3 separate regions of the Homo sapiens genome follow, and regions 1 and 2 are each linked to region 3. Evidence: chromatin contacts called from ENCODE Hi-C or POLR2A ChIA-PET data. All regions are on one chromosome and are shown on one strand. The core of a region is the stretch at or near the end of the contact, and the rest is flanking DNA. Distances in the headings are between cores, read along the strand shown.

What was found. Hi-C counts contacts between places; a loop is a spot of excess contacts on that map. ChIA-PET counts read pairs that join two places held with the same protein, here RNA polymerase II (POLR2A). Pooled maps may share reads with other maps.
Region 1: a pooled map shows a loop between it and region 3 (15-fold over the local background). The contact joins the promoter of ZNF461 here to the promoter of ZNF599 in region 3. A Hi-C loop is called at or near these places in 2 of 37 single-sample maps with no recorded cell type and 3 of 50 pooled maps. POLR2A ChIA-PET finds 5 or more read pairs at or near these places in 1 of 52 experiments (RWPE1).
Region 2: a map of HepG2 shows a loop between it and region 3 (20-fold over the local background). The contact joins the enhancer-like site here to the promoter of ZNF599 in region 3. A Hi-C loop is called at or near these places in 1 of 168 maps with a recorded cell type or tissue (HepG2). POLR2A ChIA-PET finds 5 or more read pairs at or near these places in 1 of 52 experiments (BJ).

The regions. Positions count from the first base shown.
Region 1 is chr19:36,665,335-36,668,127 of GRCh38, reverse strand. ZNF461 (zinc finger protein 461) reads left to right here and starts at 1,291. Exons shown (of 6, transcript NM_153257.5): 1 at 1,291-1,438. It also overlaps a transcript of ZNF567 not described here. RefSeq lists an enhancer at 985-1,114.
Region 2 is chr19:33,023,049-33,025,883 of GRCh38, reverse strand. The region is part of intron 3 of RHPN2 (rhophilin Rho GTPase binding protein 2); the gene reads left to right. Among named protein-coding and RNA genes, the nearest start is that of RHPN2, 40 kb to the left of the region's middle. Within about 2 kb of position 1,308, at least 3 of the 41 ENCODE cell types and tissues checked have a DNase peak (open chromatin) inside an H3K27ac peak, as active enhancers do.
Region 3 is chr19:34,771,945-34,774,705 of GRCh38, reverse strand. ZNF599 (zinc finger protein 599) reads left to right here and starts at 1,491. Exons shown (of 4, transcript NM_001007248.3): 1 at 1,491-1,882. The coding sequence starts at 1,865. LOC124904696 (a long non-coding RNA gene) reads right to left here and starts at 1,359. Exons shown (of 2, transcript XR_007067234.1): 1 at 1,012-1,359; 2 at 17-439. RefSeq lists an enhancer at 1,561-1,670 and a silencer at 1,781-1,840.

The sequences.
Region 1 (2,793 bases), core at 42-2,541, 1.9 Mb before region 3:
ACCAAAAAAATAAAAATAAAATAAATCGTTTTGGCCTGACCCGGTGGCTCACGCCTGCTATCCCAGCACTTTGGGAGGTGGATGCGGGAGGAGCTGAGGAGGTGGAGACTGCAGTGAGCTAGGATCGCGCCACCGCAGTCAGCCTGGGCAACAGGGCATGAAGACCCTGTCTCAAAAAGAGGCCGGGCGCGGTGGCTCACGCCTGTAATCCAGCACTTTGGGAGGCCGAGGCGGGCGAATCACGAGGTCAGGAGATCGAGACCATCCTGGCTAACACGATGAAACCCCGTCTCTACTAAAAATACAAAAAATTAGCCGGGCGAGGTGGCGGGCGCCTGTAGTCCCAGCTACTCGGGAGGCTGAGGCAGGAGAATGGCGTGAACCCGGGAGGCGGAGCTTGCAGTGAGCCGAGATTGCGCCACTGCACTCCAGCCTGGGCGACAGCGAGACTCCGTCTCAAAAAAAAAAAAAGAAAAAAAAAAAGTTGAGTGAAATATATGACGTACAGTTTTTTGTTGTTGTTGTTGTTTGTTTTTTCTTGCCCGGGCAACAGGGCAAGAAGACTCTGTCTCTAAATAAATAAATAAATGGAGTCAAATATATGACATACAGTTTTGTTTGTTTGTTTGAGAAGGAGTTGCTCTGTCGCCCAGGCTGGAGTGCAATGGCGCGACCTCGGCTCACCGCAACCTCTGCCTCCCGGGTTCAAGCGATTCTCCTGCCTCAGCCTCCCGAGTAGCTGGGATTACAGGCATGCGCCATCACGCCCGGCTAATTTTGTATTTTTAGTAGAGACGGGGTTTCTCCATGTTGGTCAGGCTGGTCTCGGTGATCCGCCCGCCTTGGCGTGAGCCACCGCGCCCGGCCAAAAAAAAAATTTTTTTTTAAATCGTTTCACATACAAATCTCACGCGCTACACCCTCACCGTCAGTTCATATCCACCTTCTCCTCCGGAGTCACCTTCGGACACGCGCACAACAAAACACCTTTCTCACCACAACTCCACAAAGGGAAGCCGGGTTAGTCCGCGCCCGCCGAAAATTATCTTCAGCCACAGCCCGCGGAGGCCGCCTTGAGGGGTTCGGGGCAGCCACTGTGCCTATTCCGAAATCCGTCCTCAGCGGAACCCGAAGTCCAGAATCCGAAAACGAACATTAACAGGTTGGCGTCACTCCAGCCTCGGGTGAAACTGCGCAAGTGCATCCCGGAGCCCGGCGGAACACACCCGCTCCACCCCAGGCGCTCTCCCCTCGGACTGCATTTCCCAGAGGACACTGCTGTCCACAGCTACTTCCGGTAGGAGCCTCGCAGGAATGGTCTCCGGGTAGAGGCAGGTAAGGATGTCCCGGGCCGGTGGAGAAGGAAGAGCTGGGCGTGTGGCTTCGCTTGGAATCCGAATCAGAGCTTGGACCAGAGCCTTCCCTGAGAATGCTGAAGGTAAGAAATCCTGGCTCACCAGTGCCGCGGAAGGGAATGTCTATAGTTTTAGGCCTCTGAGTGCGGGATCAGCCCTTAGGTGGGTGTGTTTTGAATGCGTGAGGAAGTAGGGTTTCTCTTTGGGCTGTGTGTTACTGTTGGGACAGCGACCTGGTGCGTGGGTGTGCTTTAGTGACAGTGTGATTGTGTGCCTGATCATTTGTGTAAATGGGGTTTGTAGGTGACTGTGACCATGATTGTGAATGGCTATTTGTGTAAATCTCATTTATTTACGTGAAAGAAAAAGCACATTTACAGGCCGGGAGCGGTGGCTCACCCCTGTAATCCCAGCATTTTGGGAGCCCGAAGCGGGTGGATGCCCTGATGTCGGGAGTTCGATACCAGCCTGGCCAACGTGGAGAAACCCCACCTCTACTAAAAATACAAAATTAGCCGGGTATGGTGGTGCATGTCTGTAATTCCAGCTCCTTGGGAGGCTGAGGCAGGAGAATCGCTTGAACCCGGGAGGCGGAGGTTGCTGTGAGCCGAGATCGCGCCATTGCACTCCAACCTGGGCAACAAGAGTGAAACGAAACTGTCTCAAAAAAAAAAAAACAAAAAAACATTCACGTTATCCTCAGGCTCACACGATCAGGCAGAGAGCTTCCACTCCTCTCAGTCAACTCTGGTCTCTCACACACAGACACACGCACATTCACCTCACCCCGCTCCTGTGCACACATCTAAGGCTCAGGACGCCCCACTCCAGAGATCTGTCATTCATCCATCTCTCATCCTTTCCTGACTACTTGAGGAGTTAGCTGTAGATTTACACACACAACACAAGCGAAAATCACATTGCTACCCCGCATTTATCATTACAGCCTCAGAAAAACACCACATATGTAGTATGCTTATGTACCTATGTGTTTGATTTTTTTTTTCTGAGATTTGGCCACAATACACATTGTTCTGCAACTTCCTTTTTTTTTTTTTTTTTTTGAGACGAAGTTTCTCTCTTTCACCGTGGCTGGAGTGCGGTGGCGCGATCTCGGCTCACTGCAACCTCCGCCTTCGGGTTTTAAGCAGTTCTCCTGCCTCAGCCTCACGAGTAGCTGGGATTACAGGCATCCGCCACCACACCCAGCTAATTTTTGTATTTTTAGTAGAGACGGGATTTCACCATGTTGGCCAGGCTGGTCTTGAGCCCCTGACCTCGTGATCCGCCCGCATCTGCCTCCCAAAGTGTTGGGATTACAGGCGTGAGCCACCGCGCCCGGCCTCTGCAACTTCTTACTAAAAGATATTTATGTCCTTTTGTCTGTATTCAAAGACAAACTTAAGAATATTTTTCAGGATGTTTCCAGGTATGATTC
Region 2 (2,835 bases), core at 59-2,558, 1.7 Mb after region 3:
TTCCGCGTAGTCACATTTCATAGACACGCAAACATTAGCAAGATATGTTATTAAATTCAACTGAACAGACATTAAGCAAGGATATTTTAGTGGGTCACCATAACTTTCCTAAGAAATATTAAAGGGACATTGTTAGGACAATACCTTTCCAATGTTGGCTAATTATTTCCTCATTTATTTGCCAAGGAACAAAAAGCATACACAAATACTTTGGGATTAAGGCCAAAGGCCAAAATTGACCCTGTAAGGGGAGGCCACTATGCACACACAGAGATTCTGTGCACTGTACTTACGTTGGACTGCAGTCTGTTTCCTAGCTGGAGGGACAAACTGAAACAGAAAAATCCAAATTAAAGTAACACACCAGTCTCCTTTTAAGGTTGTATTTCCTTTTTTTTTTTTGACACAGAGTCTCCCTCTCTTACCCAGGTTGGAGTGCAGTGGAGCGATCTCAGCTCACTGCAATCTCCACCTCCTGGGTTCAAGCGATTCTTGTGCCTCAGCCACCTGAGTAGCTGGGATTACAGGCACGCACCATCACACTTGGCTAATTGTTTTTTTTTTTTTTTTTTAAGTAGAGACAGGGTTTCATCATGTTGCCCAGGTTGGTCTTGAACTCCTGGTCTCAAGTAATCTGCCCGCCTTGGCCTCCCAAAGTGCTGGGATTACAGATGTGAGCCACTGTGCCTGGCCCCTAGGTCAATTTTGAAGGCACTCTATTGTATCATTCTCCATAACTCAATTTTGGAATCGATTTCTTCAACGTGAAAGCCAACAACACCATCCCTCAGAATTGCAATACATCTCCAAAAATGGAGATCTAACTATGAAAGAAATGCCCCTCTTGCCTTATGCCTGTAATCCCGGCTCTTCAGGAGGCTGAGGTGGGGGATCGCTTGAGCCCAGGAGTTCAAGGCCAGCCTGGGCAACATAGTGAAACCCCATCTCTACAAAAAATAGGAAAATTAGCCGGGCATGGTGGTGCACACCTGTAGTCTCAGCTACTCAGAAGGCTGAGGTGGGAAGATCACTTGAGCCAGGGAGGTCGAGACTGTAGTAATGGCAACAGAAAAAAGTCCTGTCTCAAAAAACACAAAAACAAAACAGAACCCTAAGCGAAATGCTTCTTTTTAAGGAGAAATAACTTTGAGACAGTTCAGAGAAGGGTTTACGTGCTTCTTCAGTGTGGGCATGAGACTTCTCAAAAAGTAGGTGGGCCCCAGGGGAAACTCAGTCGGAAAATAGCTCCCGGGATTTGGGAACCTTGAGTCACCTATGGAATGTGTGTTTCCTGGTGCTGGTCCTCTGCAGGGCACCGGGGTGGTTTCAGAGCTGGAGGGGAGGCGTCAGTGTGTGAAACCTCGCTGGCTCTTCCCTTTGTGACACCACATGCCTGGCTTACCTGTGGGCTCCTGTACGGTTTTTATTGTTTGTTTGTTTTATCTTTTTTTGAGATGGAGTCTCTCTCTGTCACCCAGGCTGGAGTGTAGTGGCATGATCTCGGCTCACCGCAACCTCCGCCTCCCAGGTTCAAGCAATCCTCCTGCCTCAGCCTCCTGAGTAGCTGGGACTACAGGCGCATGCCACCATGCCCAGCTAATTTTTTGTATTTTTAGTAGAGACGGGGTTTCACCATGTTGGCCAGGCTGGTCTCGAACTCCTGACCTCGTGATCCACCCACCTCAGCCTCCCAAAGTGCTGGGATTAGTCATGAGCCACCACACCCGGCCTCCTGTGCAGTTTTGAACGCCCAGTCAGTGCGACAGCTAATGGAAGGTTCTCCCAGCCTATGCTCTGGTGTTCAATTCCAGTGTTTGTCCAAAAGGTTCAGGTTCTGGAGGAGGCGAGATGGGGCCAAGGTTTGGGAATAAATGTCGGCTGTTCCACACTCGCATTTGCCATGCCGAAGAGCAGGGACGTGCAACACAGGGCTTCCCACAGAGTGAACCGAAGGTCTCTGGATTGGTCCCTGGGCTCTAGAGTGGCCAGTCACTGCCCTGTGTCATTGGGAAGAGGGAGAGCTGTGCAGATTCAACACGGCACCATGCATTTGGGTCCTGCGCTCTTCTGTTTTCTTTTTTTTCTTTTTTTTTTTTTTTGAGATGGAGTCTCACTGTGTCGCCCAGGCTGGAGTGCAGTGGCACGATCTCGGCTCACTGCAAGCTCTGCCTCCCGGGTTCACACCATTCTCCTGCCTCAGCCTCCCGAGTAGCTGGGACTAAAGGCGCCCGCCACCTTGCCTGGCTAATTTTTTGTATTTTTAGTAGAGACGGGGTTTCACCGTTAGCCAGGATGGTCTCGATCTCCTGACCTCGTGATCCGCCTGCCTCGGCCTCCCAAAGAGCTGGGATTACAGGTGTGAGCCACCATGCCTGGCCCTGTTTTCAAAGTAGATTGTTTCTTTCTTAGCATGGTTGATCTTTTTTTTTTCTTTTTTTTTTTTTTTCCTGAGATGGAGTCTCGCTCTTTTGCCCAGGCCTGGAGTGCAGTGGCGTGATCTTGGCTCACTGCTACCTCCACCTCCTGGTTGAAGTGATTCTCCTGCCTCAGCCTCCTGAGTAGCTGGGATTACAGGCACACATCACCATGCCCAGGTAGTTTTTGTATTTTTAGTAGAGACGGGGTTTTACCATGTTGGCCAGGCTGGTCTTGAACTCCTGACCTCAGGTGATCTACCCATTTCAGCCTCCTAAAGTGATGGGATTATGGGCGTGAGCCACTGCACCTGGCCTGCACTACTGTGTTTTCAAAGTAGACTGTTTCTTTCTTAGCATGGTTGATCTTTACAGTCTTCTAGGAGGTAGGTGGGAAAGAAATAACCTCATGGTGCAGATG
Region 3 (2,761 bases), core at 242-2,741:
TAGAATGGAAATCTGATGACTAAATTAATAGATTTTACTAGAAAATGGCCAAGGACTTATCAGTCCCATTATCTCTTTCTGGATGCTCTGGAGGACAGCACATCCTGGCTTCTCTTACATGTGGAGCTATTTGAGTGGTTTGTAGGCCATGGAATATAGGCAGAAGTGATTGCAAAATTGTGTCTTCATTATGTTTTCTTATTTCTGCTCCATCCTGGGGATGCCTCTTTGGATGTAATGCTTTTACTTTTCACAGTGTCCAGGATTATTGCCCTCTTCATGTGGGCTACAGGTTTGGGTGGTGGGCTGAAAGTGTCTTGATGAGACAAGATCTGGTGACCCTGAGTTGCTGGGCATAAGCTGGGCCATCTGGTTTGTGCCTGGTTCTGGCTTCCCTGGGGGCTGGAGGGGCAGATGGGGAGGGGTCAGATCCTGGTTGCTGTGAATTAGAGATGAACAGTGACACGCCATCTTACATCACAAACTAGAAACCATGTCAACTCCACTCTTCCCTTAGGGCTGCAGGTAATTAGTCTCAGTGATCCTAAGTTTTGAATCATGTAAGAAAGTATCCCTTGGGCAATAGGTCTACCTGTATATTAGGAAACCCTCCTGCATATACCGTTTTAAAAAGATGCATACGCCAAATGCTGCAACGTATTATTATGTAAAATTTAAACAGTATTCATGAGGCTCCTGTTGAATCAGTCAACGTATTTGTTTTGACAAATATCAGAGTCTGCAAAGAAGTATCTCAGACCCTCCCCTAGCAGTGTATTGTGATGATGTTGCCAATAATACAGAATATTAATAATGACAGCAATAGCTCTTATGTTCTTATCGGTATGTTCCAGGCCCAGTGCTAAGCAATTCTTAGTTACTTCCCACCAAACAGGTGGCTTTGTCTCATTTATTTACTGGAATTTAAAGAGTCTGGTTCTCAAATGTTTTGCAGCATCCACTTTTCCTGGACAAGTTAAGCAGAGGGCTGGGTCCCACCCCCCAGAGTACCTGATTCAGTGGGTGGGGACTAAGAACTTGCATTGGTAACAAATTCGCAGGTAATGCTGATGTCATCTGAAAATTACTGATAGGGGAAATTTTAATATTATCATATTAAATAATTATCTTCATTTTCCTTAGGAATCTCCATCTCAAGGCTCAGAGAGATGAACTGCTGGCGCAGGGATACACAGGGAGGAAAGTCAAGGCGTGAGTTGCCTGGTAGAGACATTTGAGAGTGGGTCATTGCCTCAGATAATTTCCACGGAACTCTGTGTGCCTCTCCTTTAAGAAGAGGTGAAGCCAATCCCTTTCTTGGGAGCCTTGAGAAGCCGCCTCACCGAGAACAGAAAGTGCGCTCCAGGTACCACCCGGATTCCGTCAAACTACATTACCCAGAAGGCAGTGCTACAAGGGACGGAAGCCGACCCCAAGCCATAGACGGAAGGCGCAGAGGGGCGTTCCCGTAGCGGCGTGGGCGGGACTTCCGGCGTCCAGTCTTCGTCCGCCGTTAGGTTGCGGCTGCTGTGGTTGCCAACGCTACACTGGGTAGAACGCCAGACAGGGGCCACTTTTCGAGACCGAGTAGAGACGGACAGTGAGGAGGATAGGACCCACTTACACGCTTTTATGTCAGCCGCGATCCCACCCCCACAAGCGTCTGCAAAACCCTTCCTGGGGCCTTGGCGACAGCCCTGTGTCCTCACGGCGCGCAGAGGCGGCGCCGCGAACCTTGTGTGCATTTTACACGACGGCGGGGACTGAGGTCCCTCGCAGCCCAGAGCCGGAGCCCGGGGTCGGCCGAGCCCGCAGGACCGGCTTCCTCGCCGACTCTCACGGCCTCACCCAGCCCCCTGGGCCCATGGCGGCGCCGGCGTTGGTGAGTGGAGGGTTCCGCAGCCCGCGCGAGCTCGGGTCACCGCCCGCATGCACCCATCCGCTGTAATACGGCGGATGCCGGGACTCTGTGCTTCTCCCTTTTGATGCCCTAGGTTATGGAGATCCCGGGAGAGGGTGAGGTGAGAGGGCAGGGCTAATCACTTCCTACCCAGGGTCCTGAATCCAGGACAGGAGTTGTAAGGAGAGGTCCCTGTCTCTGGCTCTAACCTGGAGCTGTCGCCTCGCTGCCCTCGGCCTCCATTCCCTCGGGTCTAAAATGCGAGTCTCAGTAATTTTCTCTGTGGAGGGAGCTGGAGAGGGTACGCTTGTGACGTGGGTCCTGTCTTTCACTGCTCGGAGAGCATCACTCTAGGTGCCGTCTTTGAAGAAGGACTCTCTAGGTCCTGCTGTTGTTTTAGGGGATCATTCCAGCGGAAGTCTGGCCCTACCAAAAGCTGGGAGAGGGAATGAGAGCCTCGAGGGCAAGAGGTGAGGCGGGAGCAGCATTTTTGGCAGGAGGCTAGAAGACAAGAAGCTCATTGGATTTATCTTTGCAGATGCCGTCTGTTTATTACAAATGAATCTGGCTTGCCGCCTAACAGCAGTGAATCCGTGCTTCTGTTTAACACATGCTCTTGTATTTGAAAAGCAAATCCAGCACAATATTCATTAATGACAGTGTACATGAATGTATGTCTCTTGGAGTGTGAGCACATAAGGCCCCAAGTTACTCTCCAGCATGTCACACTGTTTACTCCTCGTAGCTCTGATCACCTTCAGGAGTTGTCTATTCATTTTTCCTCACCTGGTCTGTTCTCTAACTTCAATCTAACCTTGTTCCAGGGTCTCTTCAGAGAGAGCTTCCCTGGTTGCATCATGT